3 separate regions of the Homo sapiens genome follow, and all the other regions are linked to region 2. Evidence: chromatin loops called from intact Hi-C (ENCODE). Cell type or tissue: Caco-2. All regions are shown on one strand.

Region 1 (8,000 bases), 180 kb before region 2:
GCCTATTATACTTTTTATTGTTATTTTAGAGTTTACTTTTGCTTATAAAAAAGAAGTTAACTGTAAAACAGCCCCAGGCAGGCCCTTCAGGAAGCATCCAGAAGAAGGCATTGTTATCACAGGTGAGAGCTCCATGCATGTTATTGGCCCTAAAGACCTCCTGATGGGATGAGATGTGGAGGTGGAAGACAGTGATATTGATGGTTCTCACCTTGTGTATGCCTAGGCTAGTGTGTCTGTGTGTTAATTTTTAACAAAAAATGTGAAAATTTAAAAATAAGACTTTAAAAATAGAAAAAAGCTTATTTAATAAGGATATTAAAAAGAGAAAATATTTTTGTACAGCTATAAATTGTGTTTGCATTTTAAGCCAGATGTTATTTTAAAAAGTCAAAAAGCTAAAAAATGTAAAAGTTTATAAAGTAAAAAAGTTACAGGAAGCTAAGTTTAATTTATAATTGAAGAAAGAAAATTTAAAAATAAATTTAGGCCAGGTACAGTGGCTCACGCCTGTAATCCCAGCACTTTGGGAGGCTGAAGCGGGTGGATCGTCAGAGGTCAGGAGTTCAAGACCAGCCTGGCCAATATGGCAAAAATCCATCTCTACTAAAAATACAAAAAGTAGCCCAGTGTGGTGGCACACACCTGTAATCCCAGCTACTTGGGAGGCTGAGGTGGGAGAATTGCTTGAGCCAGGGAGGTGGAGGTTGCAGTGAGCCGAGATTGCGCCACTGCACTCCAGCCTGAGTAACAGAGCGAGACTCCATCTCAAAATAAATAAATAAAATTAAATGTATTGTAGACTAAGTGCAGTGTTTATAGAGTTTACAAAGGTGTACAGTAATGTCTTAGACCTTCACATTCACTCACCACTCACTCACTGCCTCACCCAGAGCAGCCTTCAGTCCTACAAGCTTCATTCCTGACAATGCCCTATCCAGGTGGACCATTTTTTTTTTATCTTTTGTATACTGTAACTTTACTGTACTTTTTCTATGCTTAGATAGGTCCAGATACACAAATACTTACACTATGTTACAATTGCCTATAGTATACAGTACCAGAACACGTTGGACAGGCTTGTAGCCTAGGAGCAATCTGCTGTCCGGTGTAGCCTAGGTGAGTAGGAGGCTCCACCACCTCGGTTTGTGTAAGTGCACTCCATGACCGCACAATGACAAAATCTCAGAACGTATCCCCGCCATGAAGTGGTGCATCACTGCACACATAGGCCACATATGCACCCGGGCTGGACTTTCAGTAAGCACCTGCCCCCTTGTGCTAGTGTCTGAGGAGACTCAGCATGCTGAAATGTCCCGCAGTGAAGGGGAAATGTGGAATGAGGGACACCGGCATGTGCGATGGGCAAGAACCAGCTTGGAGCTGGTTCGGCCACCAGGCACTGGCTCGGGGCAGCTGAGCAGGCCCTTAACTAGCTCGCCTTCCTGCAGGCATCTTTTGCACACCTGCTGTGTGCCGGGTGCTGGTTGAAGATGCAACCTCTGACCTTTAGGGATTGCAAGCTTGAGCTCGGTGGGGACACAGATGATAGATAAATAACACAGTGTGATAACCATCTGGTCAGGGATGGAACCTGATGAGGAAGAAGTGACTGGAATCCTCCTGGGCTGGAAGGTGGGGGAGCTTTTATGTCTGCAGTCTCTTTGGGTAGGGAAGAAAATGAAGCAGGGGAGGCCTTCCTGTAAGGGGAGTCAGTCCAGGGTGTCAGGGGGTGGGTGGGAGAGGAACCTGGGAAGGCTGCAGGGCTGCACACTGTGCGTGGGGCAGTGGAGGCTCAGAATTTGGCACCCTGGGTGATGTCCAGCCATCAGAGTGTTTGAGGTGGGGGCAGTGCTTCAATCAGATGAATATTTTAGGAAGAACAGGCTGAAGGCAGCCATGTGGGGCTGGGGCAGGATGGGGGCCTGGGAGGGGACATAAGGTTGGGGCTGAGAGGCCCTCTGACGGGGGCTGGGAAGGGAAGGAAACAGAGAAGGAAGTGATGGTGAAATGAGGTTCTGTAGGAACTTTGGGCTCGTATAGCAATCCCCACTCTTGGCGCCTGTAGTCCCAGCTACTTGGGAGGCTGAGGCAGGAGGATGGCATGAACCCGGGAGGCAGAGCTTGCAGTGAGCCGAGATCATGCCACTGCACTCCAGCCTGGGCAACAGAGTGAGACTCCGTCTCAAAAACAACAACAAAAAAAGAAATCACCACTCTTGTGTATGTCAAAACACTCTCCTAAACATACATGTTTCCCCACGTCCTCTGACCTTCCCCACCAAACTGTAAAAGGCATCAACACAATCTTAGTAGATAGAGAAGGAGAGAAGTAAGCAGGCATCTTTCGAAGTCTTCTTATGTGCTAGACACTGTGGTGGCAGATTCCAGCGTTCCTTTAATTCAACTTTACAACAAACCTGTGCAGTGTGGCCTGTATGCCCACTCCACGGATGAGGACACAAGGTTAGGTTAAGAGAGGTGCAAGGGCAGAGTGGGAGAGGGGCCATTTAAGCCAGTTCTGCCATGCTCGAACACTGGGAACTCCAGGCTCAGCAGTCACTGCATGAGGAAGAGGGGACAGTGGACAAACGCGGCAGGAGCCCCCAGCCTCTGAGCAACAGCAGAGTATCCTGCGCTGACAATATCTGAATGTCACATACTCTTTCTTTTTTTTTTTTTTTTTTTTTGAGATGGAGTCTTGCTCTGTTGCCCAGGCTGGAGTGCAGTAGCGCTATCGCGGCTCACTGCAAGCTCCGCCTCCCAGGTTCATGCCATTTTCCTGCTTCAGCCTCCCGATGTCACATACTCTTACAAGACAAAGCTCACAGTGAGGGGGGCAGGAGGGACTTCCACTGCTGGGGTCTGCTTTCCCTGCTTAGCGCCCTCACCTCCTCTTGAGCTTCCAACCTTCCGTCTCAGGCTTGTTCTCTCCAAGATGGTAAAACAGAGCTTTCTGTTTGTTTGTTTGTTTTTGAGACAGAGTCTCACTTTGTCACCCAGGCTGGAGTGCAGTGGCACTATCTTGGCTCACTGCAACCTCCACCTCCCAGATTCAAGTGATTTTCCTGCCTCAGCCTCCCAAGTAGCTGGGATTACAAATGTGCACCACCATGCCCAGCTAATTTTGTATTTTCAGTAGAGACAGGGTTTCACCATGTTGGCCAAGCTGGTCTCGAACTCCTGACCTCAAGTGATCCACCCGCCTTGGCCTCCCAAAGGGCTGGGATTACAGGCTTGAGCCAACACACCCGGCCTGTCTGCTTGTTTTTAACAGACATGTTTGCCTCTTCTTTTTTAAAAAAAGCAACACCACCCCCAACCCCAAATAAATCTCAAGAAAGAAAAAGACCTTGATCAATGACTCTTTTTCCTTTAATTTTAATGGAATGCATAAGGTTTAAAGTCAGAGAGAGGAGGGTTGGAAGCTTGGTCCATCTGGTACTTGCAGTGTAAACTTGGACAGGGAATCTCATCTCTAGTTTCCTCTTCTGTGAAATCGAGATAATCCTACCTTCTTCACAAGGTAACAACACAGATTAAACAAGATGATGAATATAAAATGCTTGGTCCCAGCCCTAGCTCATTGTACACAGCTGCTCCACATAAAGTATTGAAGTTACTATCATTGCTATTAACTCTGACTCTCTCTGGTCCTACAAGTGCTCCTTAAGGAGGCTCCTTTAGGATGACAGGGACTGTGTCCAAGGCTGAAGTTCTGCCTGTCCAAGGCTGGGCTAAGCCACCAGTCTGGTCAGTTCAGTGGGTGGTTACAGGGTTAGGGGCTTTGCTGGGATGAGTAGTCAGTTTACCTAAGTGTGCAATCAGTTCATCTTGCCAGGTCAGACATGCCAGCTACTGCTGAAAGTATGTGTATTTAAAGATTGTCTGAGTCTGCTCCAGCTGCCATAACAAAATACCACAGATGGCTTCAACAACTGAAATTTATTTCTCACAGTTCTGGAGGCCAGAAGTCCAGGACCAGGGTGCCAGCATGGTTGGGTCCTGGTGAGGACTCTCTTCCTGGCCTACAGACGTCCGCCTTCTTACTGTGTCCTCACATGGCTTTTCTTCTTCTGCCCTGGTTGGGAGAGGGGGAGAAAGAGAGAGGGCGGGGAGATCCCTTTCCTCTTTTTCTCCTTGTAATCCTGTGGTGGGTAGTCCCACCCTCTTGACCTCATCTAACCCCAATCACCCCCAAAGGCTCCATCTCCAGACACCATCTCATTCAGGATTAGGGCTTCAGCATGTGAGTTACGAGGGGACCACAAACATTCAATATTGGGTATCCTATTTCCCAAGAACGAATAGTCTTCAGGGGAGTGAGTGTTGAGATAGAATGACTTTTGCTTGGAGGCTCTCTGCCCCTCTTAGGGGGCTGCATGGATTCTCCATGGGCGCTGTTGCCCATGCATCTTCTCTGTGCAGCTTCCTGTGCCTGACTGTTTAGACCTCACCGCAATCCCGCATGTTGGTGCTGTTATGACCCCCCTTCTGCCAGGAGGAGAGCAGCTCAGGGAGAACTGGCGTGCCCAGACGACACAGCTAGGACGGGGCGGGGGCTTAATGGAGCCCAGAGCTCTGCGTGCAAGTCCAGGCTCATCCCCACCTGCTCCTCCACTCCCAGAGAGCCCCAGCCTCTCGTGGTGCGCTGGACGAACCTGTGCTGCTGCAGCTGGTGGCGGGTGTACTTCTGGGCGTGAACTTCACGCTCACTGGGAGCAGCCCATGCACCGGCCCCCTCGGTGCGCTCAGGTCTCAGGTGCCTCCGGGAAAGAGGAGAAGGCAGCTGTCTCTGCGCTGTCCCTGAGCCTGATGCCTGTCTGGAATCCTACTGATGAACTGTGAGGACCAGGCTGGCAGCAGCCAGCTCATTAGGTCTTGTCCTCTGAGAAACGCCTGGCAGAGGGCGGGGCAGCCGGCCAGGAGCAGCGCTGGGAGGAGGGTGTTTGTTTTTGACACAGAAGAGCTGGAGAACACTGCCATTCGTGAGCTGACCTGGAAATGCTGGCGGCCCCTTGGCAAGGGAGCTGAAAAGGGCAGCCCCCTCTGTGGAAGGTGGTCGAGGGGTGGTGCTGGGTTGTCTGAGAAGACATGGGCTGGGCCTAGGTGAGACTGAGCAGAGCGTGGGAGCCCAGGGAAAGGTTCAGGGCCAGGACAGGGAAGGAGGGAGGGGAAGAGGGAGGGAAGACAGGAGAGAGAGGAGAGGGAAGCAGGGGGGAAAGGAGAGATGGGGGAGAAGAGAGGGGAGAAGGAAAGAAGAGGAGGGAGGAAGGAAAGGAGAAGAGGAGTGAAGGAGGGAGAAAGGAGACAGGAGGAGAGGAAGAAGTGAGGGAAGGAGAGAAGGGAGTAGGGAGAAGAGGGGAGAAGGGGAGAAGGGAGGAAAGGGAAGACGGAGGGGAAAAGAGGAAGGGAGGAAGCAGGGGCACCCCAGAAAGGGCCAGACACTCTCCAAAGTTACAGCATCCTCACAGCATGCCCCCTGAGAAGGCAGCATTCATGCCATTTTGTTTAAGTGAAGAAACAGGAATGAGTGCCAGAAATGGGACCTGGGCCGAGTTGGTCACAGCCAAACAGAGAGCAACTGGGTGGCCCATGGGTGCATCCAGCCTGTACCCGTGGTTTGGCCTGTGGTATTTTTGCATTTGTTTTCAGTTGAGTTCGTTGCCAGCCTTTAAACATCAGGAGACTTTACACAAAACCAGGGACTGTTGGCTTCTTTTTCCACACAGGCCCTTCTGGACCCACAGAGTCCACATTCCCCAAAGTGAAAGCTGCCTGGCCTCTGGGGGTGCACTGGGTCCAGCACCCACAGGTGAAAGTGAAGTCAGCCAGTGCCCCGTCCTGGAAGCCTCTGGATTAACTGCGCAGAGTGGTCAAGGTCTCGGGGACTTTCCCCATTGCTGGGGGGTCGGGGGAGGGGATCCCCTTACAAACACCTCCAGGCCAGGTGCTTGGCTCTAAGGCAGGAACGCTTTTCTGTGTCTTGGCTCCCGGGCTGGGGACAGACAGGGAGCCCGTGAGTTTGTTGGCTGGAGTCACCCTTGACTGTCATCCTCGGGCTGCATCTGAAGGGAAATGGGGCTTTTAACAAAGTCAGTCATCCAAGAAAAACAACGCCAGATAATTTTGAGGCTAAAGAGCAGCCCTCTGCTCCCATCCCTGCCTGATTCTTTCTAGGGCAGGACGTTTGCTTTATTTTTTCATGGCGATGTCAAGCAGAAACATTTTCCAGGTCCTGGCAGCCCAGTGGTATGGAAGGCGTCTTCCTTCCCGCCCTGGCATTAGCTATGGCTGTCACTTACAGCAAAATGAGACACTCTGCGACTGTCTGACTGCCTCCAGGCGCTGGCTGCATTTGTGCAGGATTTGGGGCCTGGGCAGGCTCAGCCGACTCAGAAGAGCCTGTTTAAAAATGAACTCTTTTATGTTCGAAAGTTTCAAAAATAGAAGGAGCCAAGTTTAGAGATGGAGATGCCATTTAAATGTCTATGGTTACGAGTGCTGTGGGTGGTGGCCTCCCAGCCTCCCTGGGCCGCGCCTGCTCCCCATGGGCCACAACACCACCCCCCCTCCTCCAGCCGCTGCATTTTCTTCTATTCCCAACTGTGCGCCACAGAACTTTTACAGTTATTCACAAAGGAAACCTCATAGTAACAAACACATTTCAGAAACCTAAACCTGGTGCAGGAAAGCAAACGGCCAACATTTATTTAATTTTATATCTTAACATGCATGGTATACTATATTCAATCATCTCCCCTCTATCTTCTAAATGATGAGAACCTCTCAACACATAGAAAATGTATAATAAGGCCAGGCGCAGTGGCTCATGCCTGTAATCCCAGCACTTTGGGGGGCCGAGGCGGGTGGATCACGAGGTCAGGAGTTTGAGACCAGCCTGGCCAATATCGTGAAACCCCGTCCCTACTAAAAATACAAAAATTAGCTGGGCATGGTGGCCCAGGCATGGTGCCTGTAGTCCCAGCTGCGTGGGAGGCTGAGGCAGGAGAATTGCTTGAACCCAGGAGGCGGAGGTTGGAGTGAGCGGAGATTGTGCCACTGCACTCCAGCCTGGGTGACAGAGCAAGACTCCGTCTCAAAAAACAAAACAAAACAAACAAACAAAAAATATTTAATAATAGCACAGCATGCACCATTATATGTCCTACCTAGATTCTGTAATCAGTAACATTTTACCGTTTTTTCTTTTTTGCTATTTTCTTTTTTCTTCTGAACTGCTTGAAACTAAACTACTGAGTTATGATGCTACAGACCTAAGTATTTCAACACACCTCTCCTGAAAGTAAAGACTTTCTTTTTTTTTTTTTTTAAGACAGGGTTTTTCTCTGTTGCCCTCTGTTGCTCGGTTCACTGCAGCCTCTACCTCTGGGGCTCAAGCAATCCTCTCACCTCAGTCTCCTGAGTAGCTGGAACTACACGTGTGCGCCACCACGCCTAGCTAATTTTTGTTCATTTTTTGTAAAGACAAGGTCTTACTATGTTGCCCAGGCTGGTCTCGAACTCCTGGGCTCAAGGCATCCTCTTGCCTCAGCCTCCCAAACTGCTGGGATTCCAGGTGTGAACCACTGCACCAGGACAAGACATTCTTTCACATAGCCAAAATAACATCATCCTACGCAAACGATCAACCATACTTCCCTAGGATTATCTACTATCCTGCCATATGCAGATGTCCCCAATGGCCCCCAAAATGTCTATTACAGTTGGTTTTTGGCCCTGAAGCAGCATCTAACAAAGCTTCCATTGGTTGTTTTGCCTTTTCAGAGTCTCCAAATGTGGCACCCTTCCCCTTGTTTCTTTCTATTGTCCTATTTTTTCAGTGACACCAGGTATTGTTGGCATTTGCTTACCCTAGGAAGAGGTCCGAGGCACAGTCCTCTGTGCTCCCAAGCACCCTAGGAGTCCCTGATCTCTGCTCTGGAGTCCTCTGCCCACCGCAGGCCCCAGCAGCTCCATCTATGGCCCCTCACCCACCC
Region 2 (8,000 bases):
ACAGCTAACTTTTGTATTTTTAGTAGAGACAGGGTTTCCCCATGTTGGCCAGGCTGGTCTCGAACTCCTGACCTCGTGATCCACCTGCCTCAGCTTCCCAAAGTGCTGGGATTACAGGTGTGAGCCACCGCGCCCAGGATATTTCATTTTTAAACATGGGAAAGGGGTTGAAAATAAAAGCTGAGCAAGGAATGGGATTATGCAAAATGCATATTAACTTTTTCTTCCGAACTTGGGATCAACCTCACCTCTTTCTGGAAGCTTCCTTGCACTTCCTCTGTTTTGGGGTGGTTCTTGTGTTTCCTTGTCAGGGTATTTTGCACACGGAACTAGAATCTTCCATTTCCTGACCTCCCACCCCATCAGCCTGAGGGCTCCTGAGGCTCTGCCATAGCCCTTGTGTCTATCTCAGGCCTGGGAAGCACAGGAATCTGGAGAATCCCGTGCAGCTCAGCAGGGTGTAATGGGATGGGGCCAATGGGTTCTGGCAGGAAAGGAACAGGATGCTCTGCTGGGACCCACTGGAGAGCCACCGGCCTTACACCTGCATGGTCATTCAAGAACCTATGCAGTGCTGCAGTTCAGCATTAGTGACTGTTTCACCCACTGCAAGATAGCTTTTCTGAGATGATCTCCTATGAAGAGGAGACGGAAAGCTCACCTGAGCCCCCGGCACACGGGCTGACGGGGTGCCTCCCGGGTACAGGCCATCCAGAAGTGTGGTCAGACTCCAGTCCCACCAGTCAGCGATGTTTCTCAGGCCACCCAAGCAGTTTCTGGCATTTCTTAATGCAAGAACAAAAATAAAAAGTTGCTTCTGCATCAACAAGAACAATGAAACGTGAGAACAAAAGCATGTTTTCTTGCCAATTTTTCTCTCATTCAGATTTCAGGTACTCTGCAGGAATTAAACTCAAGCTGCTTGCAGCGTGAAGCATGAAACCCTGGAACTCACTTTGCTCCTTAGTAGCAGGAGATAAGAGAGAATGGCGGGTGAAGCACTTGTTCATTTGCTCACTCCATCAGTCACTCAACAAACATTACTATGCAACTACTAGGTGTCAGGCACTCTTCTAGGCACTGGGAAACAGAAAATCAATTCTCTGCCCTCCTATGGGGAAACAGGCAACAAATAAGACAAATAAGCAAACATATACTATGTTGTGACAAATATGAAGGAGGAAAAAAAAAAAGCAGGAAAGACAGGCAAGTGGTGGGGTAAGCAGATGTTCAAGCAGCCATGGAAGCTTCAGTAGGTGGTGATGTCTAGCAAAGACCTGAAGGTGAGGGTGGAGCCCGTGGTCATCTGAGAGAGGGTATTAAAGGCAGAGGGGACGGCGAGGGCTTCCGCAAGCCTGAAGGGTGGGAAGGTGTCGGGGCCACAGGGCTGGTGCAGAGGGAGCGCCGGGGCTAGGGTAAACAAGGGAGGCTCTGGGACACACAGACCAAGACCCAGTCCTCTCTCTGCACTGACTGCCGACTGGGCGCAGCATGTGACTGGCCTCCCAAGATGCCTGTGAGTGGCAGATGTGAAGACATAGATGAAGTGCAGTGTTGGCACAAACACTAGTCTGTTTTCTTTCCAATTAACTTCTTCATTATGTTTATAGATATGCTTCATTTTTCCACCAAGGAACTGATTTAAGGGAGCACTGAAATAACATCAAATGAATGAAATTTATCATTTTTAGTTTGCTCAGACACTGCTATAAAGCCACATGCACAGGCCAAGGCTGTGCATGGCAGCAGCAGGGTGTCCATTTGGCTCTGAGCTACAGCCAGAGGCAAAAGGATAAAATCAAGTGTTCCTACGAGAAAGCAAAGTACCTCTCACCTAACTCTAAAAAACTTTCTCATACATAGCTTCCCATGAAGAGTCACTGAAGAATGGAAAGGATGGGGTGCTCATCAACATGCCCTCAGCAAACAGAAATGGCTCTGATGTGGCTGTTTCATCCAGGTTTCTCTCCACAAAAAGGGGAGACCAAAATAGTTCTCAGGAAAAGGAATTTTGTCATAAGGTGAGAAGAAGTTAGAAAGTCACCCAAGTACACACAGTTGAATGCCTGGTCCAGCACCAGATCCAGACTACTCCAAAGAATGAACACACTATGAATCATTCAGATGATGGCCATGGCTTTGGTAAACGAGGCTTGAGAGCAAAGTTGGGCTGTAGACAGCAGGCCTGGAGCCGACTCTTACTGTGAGAGCCAATTTTGCACAACTCCTCCCAACTCCATGTTCAGTGATGTCACATTGGTGGTGTGAAAGACCATGGTGGTTCCGGGCGTGGTGGCTCATGCCTGTAATCCCAGAACTTTGGGAGGCTGAGGCAGGCATATCATCTGAGGTCAGGAGTTTGAGACCAGCCTAGCCAAAATGATGAGACCCTGTCTCTACTAAAAATACAAAAAATTAGCTGGGCGTGATGGTACGCGCCTGTAATCCCAGCTACTCAGGAAGCAGGAGAATCGCTTGAACCCAGGAGGCAGAGGTTGCAGTGAGTAAAGATCATGCCACTGCACTCCAGCCTCAGTGACAGAGTGAGACTTCATCTAAAACAAACAAACAAACAAACAAAAAAACCATGGTGGGAGGATTTACACCACGGAAATTGGCTGGCAGATGCTATAAATCAGTGCTTTTGTTCTCCAGTTATTAACTGTTTCCAGCACACCACAAAGACTATGTTTACAGGTAAGGTGTAGAACGGACACTCCACTGTTGATTCAGAGCAGATTTTGCAGATAATTTAGAAAAAGTTTTTAAAAACCTGATAGTCATGACAATAATTGGACAATATTAAAAAAATCAAAGACAAATAAATGTCACTAGTGTATAGAGTAATAAAGAGATGCAGTAGCCTCAACCAATAATCTGTATATACTATAAATGTGTTCGAAAATTTCCATATGGCTGGGCACGGTGGCTCAGGCCTATAATCCTAGCACTTTGGAAGGCCGAGGTGAGTAGATCACTTGAGGCCAGGAATTTGAGACCAGCCTGGCCAATATGGCTAAACCCCCGTCTTTACTAAAAACACTAAAATTAGCCAGACATGGTGATGGGCGCCTGTAGTCTCAGCTACTTGGGGGGCTGAGGCAGGAGAATTCCTTGAACCCGGGAGGCAGAGGCTGCAGTGAGCCGAGATCGCGTCACTGCACTCCAGCCTGGGCAACAGAGCAAGGCTCTGTCTCAAAAAAAAAATTTCCATAGCATGTATGAGTAAAAGTCTAGTGAATTAATTTATCTGACTGGTTTTATTTCTTTTTTCTTACGAAGAAATGATCTCTTATCCTTTCAAGTATTTGATCTTCATTGGTTTATACATCTTTAGAACTTAATCTTTGCAGGTCTTTTATTGGGTGCTGGTTCTTAACTCTGGACTTCTCTACAAGTTTTGTCAAACTATCAAATGCAGAGCAAATTGGAGGCCTGCCAGAGCACCCAGAGGGTGGAATGAAGCAACAGAGAGGCATCAGGAAAGGAGAACACAGATGGAGACAGAGATGGGAGGCATAAGGTGAGCAGATACATCTCTGCAAATATTCACGCCAAAGGAAAGGAAGAATGAGCCAGGGGGCACAGAGATGCAGTGAAAAGGGCGGGAGGGTAGGAAAGAGGCAAAGGATGGCTGGAGGTGAATTTTCAACAGAGGAAAGTGTTGAGCATCTGCTGTGGGAAGCAAGATGATTTGACGACAAACATTGTACATTTATAGCAACTAATATGATCCATTTTCTGTGTTTTTAAAGAATAAAGTATAGACATTATAGCCATGTTGAGTTTGCACCACTTTCGGGGAAATGGTATCACTTCTTGACACTTGCTTCCCTATTGGAATAACATTAAGAAACTAAGTTAAAAAGCCCTGAAAATAACCCAAAGCCAAAAGGCCCAATGGCCAGACTGCAGACATCTCACACCTCACTCCTGGCACACCCAAAGTGCAGGTAGTGAACCAAATGAGCCAGGAGTATTCTGGCCCTGTCTGTATTAGTTACCGCAATTATATAAAATAAGCCCACAAAGCTGGCTAAACAATGCAAAAGATAAAATCAGCTGTTATTTTACTTTTATGGCACTTGGATAGAACGCTTGCTTCATTGATTGGTGCTTTATTTGCTGGTTTATTTTTTGTTTTATTATTTTTTTTTGGAACTTCATGAAGTCTTTCATAAGTTCAGAAACACTTCAAATACAACTTAAATATGGCAAAATCCAAGAACGCAATGACTACTCAGTAGTCCAGTTCCCTCCCTTTATAGATGAAGATGCTAAGTCCGAGCACTTGCCAGAGTCACCTGGCAACCAAACATGAGTTGGGGGCCCAGTCTCGGAACTCTGTTTCATCCATTTCCACTCCTGGGCTTATTTAGCTTCTCTATCTGGAATGCTAGTAAATGCCAAACCCTAAGTTGTTGTTGATGTTTCAGGATTAGGTATTGGGGGCTAGGGGGTGAGACGGAGAGGGTCCACTTTAAACATTCCATTACCAACCAGGATACTTGAATATCCCTGCCTGGTGGCCAGAGCACCCAGAGGCAGTGAGGTTTTGCATCCCTATGGGAAACATAAGGTCTATGTAAATCCAGGAGTTGTGAATGTGAGCACATCAATCTCATGTGCACCTGAGAGATCTCACAAACATTATCTCAGCTGCGATATTTCTGATTTGAATATCAAGAAGCAACAATTCATATGAGAAATATGTCAAATAATGTTGACTTGTGAAATGTGAGATGAAAAATAAACTAGCAAAAGCCAGAGGTTTTTCATGTTTAGATTTCCATTTCCATTGAGGACCCAAATTATCACTTTGTTTTGCACACAGCACCACCTACTGGCACAGGCTGTGCACTTGCACGGATAGGAGAGCTGAAAAGTTGGTCATGGATGGAAATAACTGCTGGTTTCACAAATGAGGAGGCAGAAAATTCCACTTAATTTCACTATTACAATGCTCAGCAGAAAAAAAAAAACAAAACAACTTGGATTACTGAGCTACAGAACACCCAGACTCATAGCACTGGGACTTCCAGGTCTTACCTTACGAGTGGGTCACAACACTGACAAAGGGGACAATATCCATTAGCCATTATCTTGCTGCGTATGAATAACCCTCTCTCACAAAAATAAAGATAAATATGTTCTGAAATAATTGATAAGATTAAATTGACTTTCCAGCCACTCACTTCTGCCAAAAAATCCAACCAAAAAGTATTTACGTCAAATTGAATTACTTAGTCAAAGGCAACAAACACACTGATAGAGTTGCTGCATAAATGTGTCTTTAAATATTCACCAGAGTAAATAAGGTAACTCCTGGAACACACTGAATTATTGTATTTACCAGCATTGAAATCATAGCAAAGAACCAATATTATTTCATATCATGCACTTTATAATTCAAAGCCACACTGCCTTGAAAGGACTATCAGACTGACTGTTTGTGGCAGGTGAAAATAAAGCCTAACCATGGATTCAAGAACAACTCTCAAAAAAAAGAAGACTACATTAAATGCACCTGTTGATGACAATATGCATCCCAATTTTAGAAGCACTGAGACATGGAAAAGAAATATGACACAACAAAATGCTATCATGCTTGCCTTTGCCTGGTGGTATCACGGAAATTTTTCTGCTTTACACTTTTCAGTTCTGCTAGATTTACCTATGATCAACATCTACTACTTATAGAAAGAAGGAGGAAGAAGCAAATGAACAGCTTGAGAAATGATCAAGAACTTGAGAGGTGTTAGAAACTGAAGGCCGGGCGTAGTGGCGCACACCTGTAATCCCAGCACTTTGGGAGGCCGAGGCGGGTGGATCACTTGAGGTCAGGAGTTCAAGACCAGCCTGACGAACATGGTGAAACCCCATCTCTGCTAAAAATACAAAAAAATTAGCCAAGCGTGGTGGCACATGCCTGTAATCCCAGCTACTTGGGAGGCTGAGGCAGGAGAATCGCTTGAACCTGGGAGGTGGAGATTGCAGTGAGCTGAGATGGCGCCATTGCACTCCAGCCTGGGTGACAAGAGCAAAACTGTCTCAAAAAGGAAAAAAAAAAACTGTTAGAAATTGAGTGTCAGTTATTACGAACTGCAACCATAGGCTTTGATAGAAGAACTCTGAGGTCTCCAGCAAAAAAGAAACTGCAAGACCCTGTTTTGGCACAGAACTTAAAATTCCTTCAAATATCCTTGTTTTGCTATTTACCCCAAACGAGATGCTAAGAACGTGTCCAAAGTCTGTGAATGGAAGGGGGTTTTATTACTACCAGGGAAATGGTGACAATCTTTCCAGTATTTCATATGTGGGATGTGAAACATGGGGAAGGTGCACACAGGCTATGGAATAGTGCAATGGCCCCAGATCTGGAAGAGTTACCCAAACCTCCTACCTTGTAAATTCTTTCCGGATAGCTTGATTGAGGGAGTATTCATCTTGGGAAAATCTCCCATATATTACACACAAAAGCAGAAGCAGCATGAGGATGTCCATGGAAATGTCTCTGTAAGAAGAGTTTTTAAGTTAGCATCCATACAGACCCTGTATGTAGGTACCTGAGTGCTTCAATTTGCAAAAGATTTATTATTATTATTATTATTTTTGAGACGGAGTCTCACTCTGTCACCCAGGCTGGAGTGCAGTGGCACAATCTTGGCTCACTGCAACCTCTGCCTCCTGGGTTCAAGCGATTCTCCTGTCTCAGCCTCCCGAGTAGCTGGGACTACAGGCACGTGCCACCACGCTCGGCTAACTTTTGTATATTTAGTGGAGACGGGGTTTCTCCATATTGGCCAGACTGGTCTAGAACTCCTGACCTCAGGTGATCCACCTGCCTCAGCCTCCCAAAGTGCTGGGATTACAAGCGTGAGTCACCATGCCGGGCCAGAAGATTTTAAATGAAACTCGGCTTTTAAATCCCTGGGAGAAAATTTTTGTATAATAGTGTGAGATGTGTGTTGGGGTTTATTTATTTATTTATTTTGCATATCAATATCAAGTTTTCCCAGCACTTTTTTTTTTTTTGAGGCAATCTAGCTCTGTTACCTAGACTGGAGTGCAGTGGCACAATCTCAGCTCATTGCAACCTCCCCGTCCCCAGTTCAAGCGATTCTCCTGCCTCAGCCTCCTGAGTAGCAGGGATTACAGGCACCCACCACCACGCCATGCTAATTTTTTGTATTTTTAGTAGAGATGAGGTTTCACCATGTTGAGCAGGCTGGTCTTAAACTCTTGATATCAGGTGATCCACCTGCCTTGGCCTCCCAAAGTGCTTGGATTACAGGCATGAGTCACCATGCCCGGCCCCCAGCACCATTTTTAAAAGATCATCCTTTTTCCATTGGATCATCTTTCTCTCTCTGCCAAAAAATCAGTTGAGCATATTTGGGTAAGTCTATTCCTGTGTTCTCTATTCTGTTCCATTGATTTGCGTGTCTATCTGTCCCCAAATATCATGCTGCCTTGGTTTCTGCAGCTGTATAGTATGTCTTAAATTCAGATAGTGTGCGTCCTCTGACTTTGCTCATTGTTTTCAGAATTGTTTAGGCTATTCTAGTTCCTTTGCTTTCCATATAAATTTTAGAATCAGTTTGTCAATATCTGTAAAAAAAAGCTTGTGGTATTTTGCCGGGCGCAGTAGCTCACGCCTGTAATCCCAGCACTTTGGGAGGCCAAGGCAGGCGGATCACGAGGTCAGGAGATCGAGACTATCCTGGCTAACACGGTGAAACCCCATCTCTACTAAAAATACAAAAAAAAAAAAGAGCCAGGCATGGTGGCAGACACCTGTAATCCCAGTTACTCGGGAGGCTGAGGCAGGAGAACAGCTCAAACTCGGGAGGCGGAGGTTGCAGTGAGCCGAGATCGCGCCATTGCGCTCCAGCCTGGGTGACAAAGTGAGACTCCGTCTCAAAAAAAAAAAAAAAAAAAAAAAAACAGCTGTGGTATTGCATTGAAACTACAGATCAAATTAGAAAGAATAGACTTCT
Region 3 (8,000 bases), 260 kb before region 2:
TTCACACCTGTAATCCCAGCATTTTGGGAGGCTGAGGCAGGTGGATCACAAGGTCAAGAGATGGAGACCATCCTGGCCAACATGGTGAAACCCCGTCCTACTAAAAATACAAAAATTAGCTGGGCATGGTAGTGTGCGCCTGTAATCCCAGCTACTCAGGAGGCGGAGGCAGGAGGATCGCTTGAACCCGGGAGGCAGAGGTTGCAGTGAGCCGAGATTGCGCCACTGCACTCCAGCCTGGCAACAGAGCGAGACTCTGTCTCAAAAAAAAAAGAATGGAATCTACCCTTGATAAAGAAGATGCTGTACATATTATTGAAATAACAACAAAATATTTAGAAAATTACACAAATGTGGTCGGGCGTGGTGGCTCAAGCCTGTAATCCCAGCACTTTGGGAGGCTGAGGCGGGTGGATCACCTGAGGTCAGGAGTTCCAGACTAGCCTGGCCAACACGGTGAAACCCTGTCTCTACTAAAAATACCAAAACTAGCCGGGTGTGGTGGCAGGCGCCTGTAATCCCAGCTACTTGGGAGGCTGAGGCAGGAGAATCGCTTCAACCCAGGAGGCGGAGGTTGCAGTGAGCTGAAATCATGCCAACACACTCCAGCCTGAGGGACAAGAGCAAGACTTTGTCTCAAAAAAAAAAAAAAAAGAAAGTTACACAAATGTAATTGTGTAAATGTAATAAAGCAGCAAGAGGGTTTGAAAGGACTAATTCCAATTTTGAAAAAAGTTCTACCGTGGATAAAATGCTATTAAACACCATCACATGCTACAGAGAAGTCTTTCATGAAGGAGTCAACTGACGTGGCAAACTTTATCATCGTCTTATTTTAAGGAATTGCCACAGCCACCCCAACCTTCAGTAGCTACTGATCCGTCCAAAGCCATGAACTTGTAGGCAAGACTTTCCATCAGCAAAAAGATTTTAACTTGCTGAAGGCTCAGATGATTGTTACCATTCTTTAGCAATAACGCATTTTTAAATTGACATGTACATTGTTTTTCTAGACATACTGCCATTTTCACACTTAATATAACTACAGCTTAGTATAATCAACTTTTATATGCACTGGGAAACTAAAAGATGTGTGCAACTTACTTTATCTCAATATTCATTTTATTGCAATGGTCCAGTTGGCACCAAACTGCAGTATCTCCAAAGTAAGCCTGCACACACATAATACACACATGCACATTACATGCACATAGACACATACATGTAGGTGTGCATGCATGCATGCACGGTATACATGTGTGTGTTCATGTGGACACACATACACTTGTGTACATATACATTTAGGAACGTGCACTTACATACACACATACGCATATAAACACACACAAAGGCGGAGGCAACCAGTTGGAGTTCAGTGTGTGAATCCCATGTTCAGATTCTCCTTGAACCCACATGCCCTCTTTTGTAGAATAACCCTGTTGACAATTGAGCAGTAAGAGGTTCTAGTAAACTGCAGAAGATCCTGGAGACACTTTAAAATCAAAACGTGATTTTTAAAAAATTACCTTTAGTAAAACAAGTCAGCTACTCTAAGGAGGTTCCCAGATAGATTATTTAGAGTCCTCATCCTGAGACACACTAAGGGCCAAGACCCCCTGAGCAGGGGTCTCTCCAGGCCATCTGGGGACAACTCTGCACCCCCATGAATGTGGGTGTTCTGCCTGTCCTGGGGCCCTAGGAGCCTCCGGCCTGAGTCTGGGCATCTGAAGCTCTGAGGTAGGGAACCGAGGACGACAGAGGGCCCCACATCCCTTAGGCCCAATCCACAGGCGAGCATGATTATTATTTTGTTGGTTGTTTGACTTTTCTTTCCCTAAGCCCATAATTGTGACTTCCTCCCAACAAGTTCCTCCGGTCAGTGGGTACATCTGAGTCACACTCTGGGGGCAGGGGCGAGTGAAGCTTCCCAAGCTGAGGGAAGCAAAGCAGAGGCATAACAGCTGAGATCTTCAGGGGCTGCAAAGTGCGGGCCCCAGGCCAGACGCTGCCCGCTCTCACTGGCTGGGCTGAGGGGAATGCAACCTCCCATAAACCCAAATGGCAAAACTCCACAAGTCTTTGGTACAGTGAGCATGGCATGCAAGGAAGGAATGGCACCTGGCGATTCTCAATGCAACGGTGCTGGGCAGAAGGGCAGGTTGCAGCCAAGAGGCCCTACTCCCAGCCCTCTGTCCTCCAGTCCCTGCCACCAAGCCATGCCCCCCACAGACGATAACCAGGAGCAGCGGGGGCGGGGAGCAACAGAACCTGACCTGTGCAGGGTGTGCAGGGTGCCTAGTCCCCATCTTCCACCAGTTGGTGATGCATCCGAATCCTGATCTCTGCCTGGAGCACATGAGGAGGCTCAGATCCACCTTGGACAAGTCCTGCAAATGTCCAGGGTCAGAACAATCCTTAAGACCAACAGTGCGTCTGGGAAAGTTTACAAGCGTCCTACGTAAGGGAGAGGCTGACTTTTCGTCTTTCCTCAGGGTGCAGTCACGGGTGATATGCACAGCTTTGTCAGAGGCTTTGAAAACCAGCAGCCGCCAAGGCTACTTCCACCAGAACCATCAAACCTGCCTGCAGCGAGCTCACAAATGGACCTTTCTGTCCCAACACTACTATTTAACCCAACCCTCACCCATCTAGGGGGTGCTATCTTTTAATCTTTCAAATACAGGAAAGGAAGAGTCACAATGTGGAACGAAAAAAATGGTCCTGTCCATTTCTGCAATGCCTTTCCTTGCAACACATACAGAAATCTATCTTAAGTAACAACCAGGTAAAGCACCCATATGGGTAAATAACTGAAGGTTTTATGGGAATATGACGTGGCAACTGGCAGAATACTCTCTGGGATTTTTCATCCTAGTTTGTTTTTTTAAGTGCCAACTGACTTCTCTGCCTACTAATAATTGGAGGCGCTGGGGACATTTGGAAATGTGAGGACATTTTAACCATCACCACCACTGGGGTGGCCACTAGCATGTAGTGGGAGGAGGTAGGGAGGCCACGCCATTCCTAGAGCAAACTGTCCAACAATGAATTATTCCACACCACATGCCATGAACCACGCCTTACTGGATTACATCCACAGTTCAAGAATGTGTGTCATGGAATTCTCCAGAGGAAGTCTCCAAACTGGAAGGATGGCCTCTTTTCCAGAGGGCTGCGTAGAAGGCCTGCGGTGAGCAGGCCTCGGGACATCTCTGCTGTCTGCCCATCGTCCCTCTGGCAAATGACAAATGACGAGAACTTCTGCACCACTCCCACCCCCACCAAGGAGGCCTGAGCACACGAGGCAGGCCCAGGCTGGCCCTCCACTGTCCACCCCCATGTGGGTGCTGACGCCTGTATACAGGACACTGCTTCCTGCAGGCAAGAATGAGGGAGCCCGATTCTAGCATCAGAGCCTCTTGTAGGTTCCCAACATAAAAGGAAACAGGGTATTTGCCGTCCTGATAAGAGCAAGCTACAGCAAGCCGGTGCCGAGGAGGATCAAAGAGGCTGCGCCACCTCCTAGGAATGCTTCCTCGGCCTGCATTGTTTTCTTCTTTTATTCTTACCCCAGGGCAAAAAGCAAAGCTCCCAGTCTGTGCCTCATTTCAGGCTAACTTGACACTTGGCAGAGGGTCCCACACCCTCCTCCATGCAAGAGTGGGTGCCTCCACCAACCCCAACCCCTTTGTGTCCATCAGCCCAACTTCAAAGAGGCCGACCCCAGCACCTCCCCACCCTGCAGTGGAGCACACCTGCAGGGACCAAGAAAGGCCCAGGTTTTCATTCTAAGGACTTGGGGTTCAGGCCCACCTCTCCCATCACCTACTTGCAAATTTCCACCGACTCCTGTTTCGTCGATGGAAAAACTGGGACAAAATAACCACAGCCTCCCTGGGCAGGTTTCCCACGCATGAGGAGAGGACAAGGCCCACTGCCTGGGGCCCCCCTCAGCAGAGGGTCCCAGCTCTGCCTCCCCAGGGTCCCACTCTCCCACACAGCCACCCTATGGGACATTCCTCTGTGTACACCTGCAGGAAAACCCTGCTCAGGGTCCAAGTCCAAGCCCTCCTTGGTTATGTCCAAGGCCATGAGCAGGAGGAAGCTTTGCATGACCCCCTCGAGCCCTTCCACTCACCTGGTAATGGCAAAACTGGCCGCAAATCTCCCAGAGCCGAAATCTCCCCAGAGGGAGCCCAAGGGAAAGCACTGGAAGGCAGAAGCAAATCTCGCAACGCCCGTGTATATAGACCTCCCATGTCACTCTTCCAACCCCATGTTTAATGCATATTTAAATATACAGACAGGCAGGTCGTGGTGGTTCACACCTGTAATCCCATCACTTTGGGAGGCCAAGGTGGGCGGATCATGAGATCAGGAATTTGAGACCAGTCTGGCCAATATGGTGAAACTCCATCTCTACTAAAAATACAGAAATTAGCCAGGCATGGTGACGCGCGCCTGTAGTCTCAGCTACTTGGGAGGCTGAGGCAGAAGAACTGCTTGAACCTGAGAGGTGGAGGTTGCAGTGAGCCAAGATCACGCCACTGCACTCACACCTGGGCAACAAAGCAAAACTCCATCTCACAAAAAATAAATAAATAAATAAACAGACATCAAGACACATGTTCAGATTTTTAATAATGGGAGCGGGAGAATTCTCCAAGGGACAGCAGAGGTGGCTTCACAACATTGCATCTTAGGAATGTGCCCTTGGCGAGTTCCAAGAACTTTCTGGTGCAGGGCGGTGCCTCAGCCTCGTCACATCATCTTTACGCACCCCAGGACTATGCAGAGAATGGAGAACAAGAGGCAGGGATGGGGGCTGGAAGGGGCTAAAACAAGAGCCACAGGAGCCAATCTTACGAGAGGCCAGCCCTCCTGCTCTACATCTCTGAGGCCTCCATCAAAGTTCACAGCATCCTATGGCCCCAGTCTCCCTGGGGCCCTTGTCCATCTCTGCACTCACCTCCTTCCACTCCCCCTCATTCCAGGCCCAAGCTCCACCATGCATCTTCATCAGGGCAATGGGCAGCCTGGGGACCAGGACACGCAGAGAGAGCTGCTGTAGCATAGGACAAGGAAACCCTGGCCTTCACATTCGGCGGTCGAGCAGCCCTGATGATCTGATGAAGCTACAAACCCTGAGAACAATCCACACACACTACACCTAGCATGAAGGGATTCACGATGCTGCTGAGGGCCACTGGGGCCCCAAGGTAGGAAGCTGGGTCTACACCACCTGCTCCACCCCCGCAGGACTGCAAGAGCCGGCCGCGGGTCTCCCTTTGCAGCCCACCTCAAACTGGGCTTTTCTGCATCATTGCCATGGTCAGAATGTCTGTGACCCGCCCCCCTACCCCCAATTCCTATGTTGAAGACCTGAACCCCAAGGTGATGGTATGAGGAGCTGGGGCCTCAGGAAGGTGGTTAGGTCATGAGGCTGGAGCCTCAGGATGGGCTTAGGGCCTCATAATAATGACCCCAGGGAGCTCCCTCACCCCTCTACCATGTGAGGGCACATAGAAGTCACCATCTATGAACCAGGAAACAGGCCCTCACCAGACACCGAGGGCCTTGATCTTGGACTTCCAGCCTCCAGAACTGTGAGAAATAAATTCCTGTCGTCTATCAATTGCCCAATCTAAGGTATCAGGTTGTAGCAGCACAAACCAATTAAGATATCACTCTGTCCAAAACCTGGTGTTTTCATGTCTTCCATAAATCTGCCCAACCAAAGCCCTAAACCTAACTTCTCACCCGGTGGCATTCTCCCCAGACTCCCTTGTCCACCTCTCTGCTGCTGTCAGGGGCAACCAGTCCTTGGCCGACTCTGCCTGTGGTCCCGCTGGCTGCTCCTGCAACCCTCGAACTGGGATCCCAGCACAGACATCAGCCTACAAATGACCCCCTTTCCAGGGGCAACAGCAGCCCCACCTCTCAGCACCCCTAACTTGCTCCTCTCAAACCCACCCAGAACAGTGTCCTTTCTGAGGTCCTGGCTGGGGGACTTGGGAATGTCCTGGAGCCTGGAGCCTCCAAGTCCTCAGTGAGGAACCCAGGCGCCACCAGATCCATCTAGAAACAGGCTGTAATCCCCAAGCAACCCTGTGTGACCTTGTGTGACCCCCACATCAGGCAGGCCATGGGTGTCCCCATACACAACTGCCAGACCCCTGGCCTCTGATGTCAGGTCACAGTGACTGCTCACCCCAGGGATTTTCAGGTGTGACTTCATGAAAATATCACTGTAACACCAGAAGTAAACTGAGGCACAGCGTGGTCACCTCTTTGTCTAGGGTAATAGGGATAGGACGTGGTGCGACGCTGGTTGGGCAAACTTCAGAGGGTAAGCTAGGACAGATGCTCATGCCTCTGTAGTCCCACACACCTAGGTTTATTCTTCTGTAGCTCGAGTGCAATATTCTAGTGCTTTGTCCTTGTGTCTCAGAGTTGGACACATGGAGCACAGGATGCTCAAATCCCTGGCACCTTATTCTTAGGGGCCTGAATCTTATCACACTGCCTTTGGCCACCACTGGGAGTGTTAGAGACTGTTGTGTTCCACTTCTCTAATGTGGTGGGTGCAGGGTATGCTGAGGACTATGCAGGGACCCTATGGGACCACCCACCTCAGGATTCAGCCTCAGAAACTTCTCTACTTTCCAGAATAACTTGTTTCTGTTCATTATCTGTTTTTCTTAACTCTTTTTTTTAAATCGCTTAGATACCAAAAAACAATTCAAAACCATTGTTTCCCTCATCACAATGGCTACTAGGAAGCTCATAGCCAAATCATGCAGTCACCTCAGAAGTGTGAGGCTGTGTCATTCCTTAGGTGGGTTGCAGGTATCAGCAAGGGGCCAATTTTTAAAATAAAATTTGCTGAATAAGTAAATGGAAGAGTCAAGCAACATTTTAGAATGAAAAACATGGCCACAATATTTCTCTCCCAAGACTCGTCAAAAGGTGGAATCTATTTCCTAACCCTGGCATCCGAGCTGGTCTTGCTTTGGCCAATGGAATAGAACCTGAGGTGTTGCCTGCAGCTTCTGCCTTTGCCCTTGGGTGACCTGAGATAAACCTGCTAAGAAGCAGGACTATGCAGACAGAAAGGCCAGGCTGTGAAGACCTGCTGAGCACAGCTCCCATGCAGCTAGCCCACTAGACCTCAAGAAAGAATTTGTTTTCCTTTAAACCACTAAGTTATTTAGTCTGCTTCACAGTAGATAGCTGGTTCAGCCACTTAGTCTACTGGTAACCTGAATAGGTCAATCCTTACTAACAGCCCAAGGTGGCAAGTAATTGAAGCACAGTTGCAATACAGTTTGATAGGTAAACATTTCTCCATTGCAGTAATGATGGCAAAAATTCCCTGTGCACCCTGACCATCCAGGGGAGGAGTGGCCTCCCCTCCCTGGACTGACCCAGTGTATGTCTCTGACCCGGAGATCATTCTGGAAATGGAAAAGCCAGCTCATTTTTCCTCAACAGAGTTCTGCAAAAAAAATCTTTATCATTGATAGTTATCTTAAGTAGACTCAAAGAGATGGAATTAGATTTATTTGGTCAAAGGTGGATAAACACTTGAAAGGTCACACCCTTCAGTCTCATCTGCTGCCTTTTTTTTTTTTTTTTCCCATATGGAGTTTCACTCTTGTTGCCCAGTCTGGAGTGCAATGGCGCTATCTCGGCTCACTGCAACCTCCGCCTCCCGGGTTCAAGCGATTCTCCTGTCGCAGCCTCCCAAGTAGCTGGGATTACAGGTGCCCACCACCACACTCGGCTAATTTTTGTATTTTAGTAGAGATGAGGTTTCATCATATGGGTCAGGCTGGTCTCAAACTCCTGACCTCAGGTGATCTGCCGCCTTGGTCTCCCAAAGTGCTGGGATTACAGGCATGAGCCACCGCACCAGGCCTAGTCTGCTGCCTTCTACTGGAGTGCAACATTTCACAAAACTCTGCAACCAAGTTTATGGGACATCCTTGGAGATGCTG

Evidence for each region. Peaks named below come from ENCODE experiments on the same cell type or tissue, not always from the same donor. Only the 100,000 strongest peaks of a DNase experiment are listed, where the experiment ranks them.
Region 1: it touches region 2 in a loop (3-fold over the local background); 5 of 110 quality-filtered maps call a loop at or near these places.
Region 3: a loop joins it to region 2, with 6 times the contacts of the local background. A loop is called at or near these places in 2 of 110 quality-filtered maps.

Annotation. Positions count from the first base shown.
Region 1 is chr7:47,630,573-47,638,572 of GRCh38, forward strand. No RefSeq gene overlaps it. Among named protein-coding and RNA genes, the nearest start is that of LINC01447, 13 kb to the left of the region's middle. RefSeq lists an enhancer at 4,103-4,814. In Caco-2, no CTCF peak of the experiment used is centred here; DNase peaks (open chromatin) are centred at 1,409 and 4,819; H3K4me3 peaks cover 775 bases.
Region 2 is chr7:47,814,673-47,822,672 of GRCh38, forward strand. PKD1L1 (polycystin 1 like 1, transient receptor potential channel interacting) reads right to left here. Exons shown (of 57, transcript NM_138295.5): 46 at 6,404-6,514; 47 at 662-785. It overlaps PKD1L1-AS1 (PKD1L1 antisense RNA 1), which reads left to right. Exons shown (of 4, transcript NR_161269.1): 3 at 3,354-3,523; 4 at 4,835-5,175. Among named protein-coding and RNA genes, the nearest start is that of PKD1L1-AS1, 23 kb to the left of the region's middle. In Caco-2, a CTCF peak has its summit at 4,857 (motif pointing left); DNase peaks (open chromatin) are centred at 440 and 4,849.
Region 3 is chr7:47,554,764-47,562,763 of GRCh38, forward strand. All of the region lies in intron 1 of TNS3 (tensin 3), which reads right to left. Among named protein-coding and RNA genes, the nearest start is that of TNS3, 23 kb to the right of the region's middle. RefSeq lists enhancers at 1,571-2,299, 3,028-3,755. In Caco-2, no CTCF peak of the experiment used is centred here; DNase peaks (open chromatin) are centred at 3,418 and 4,063.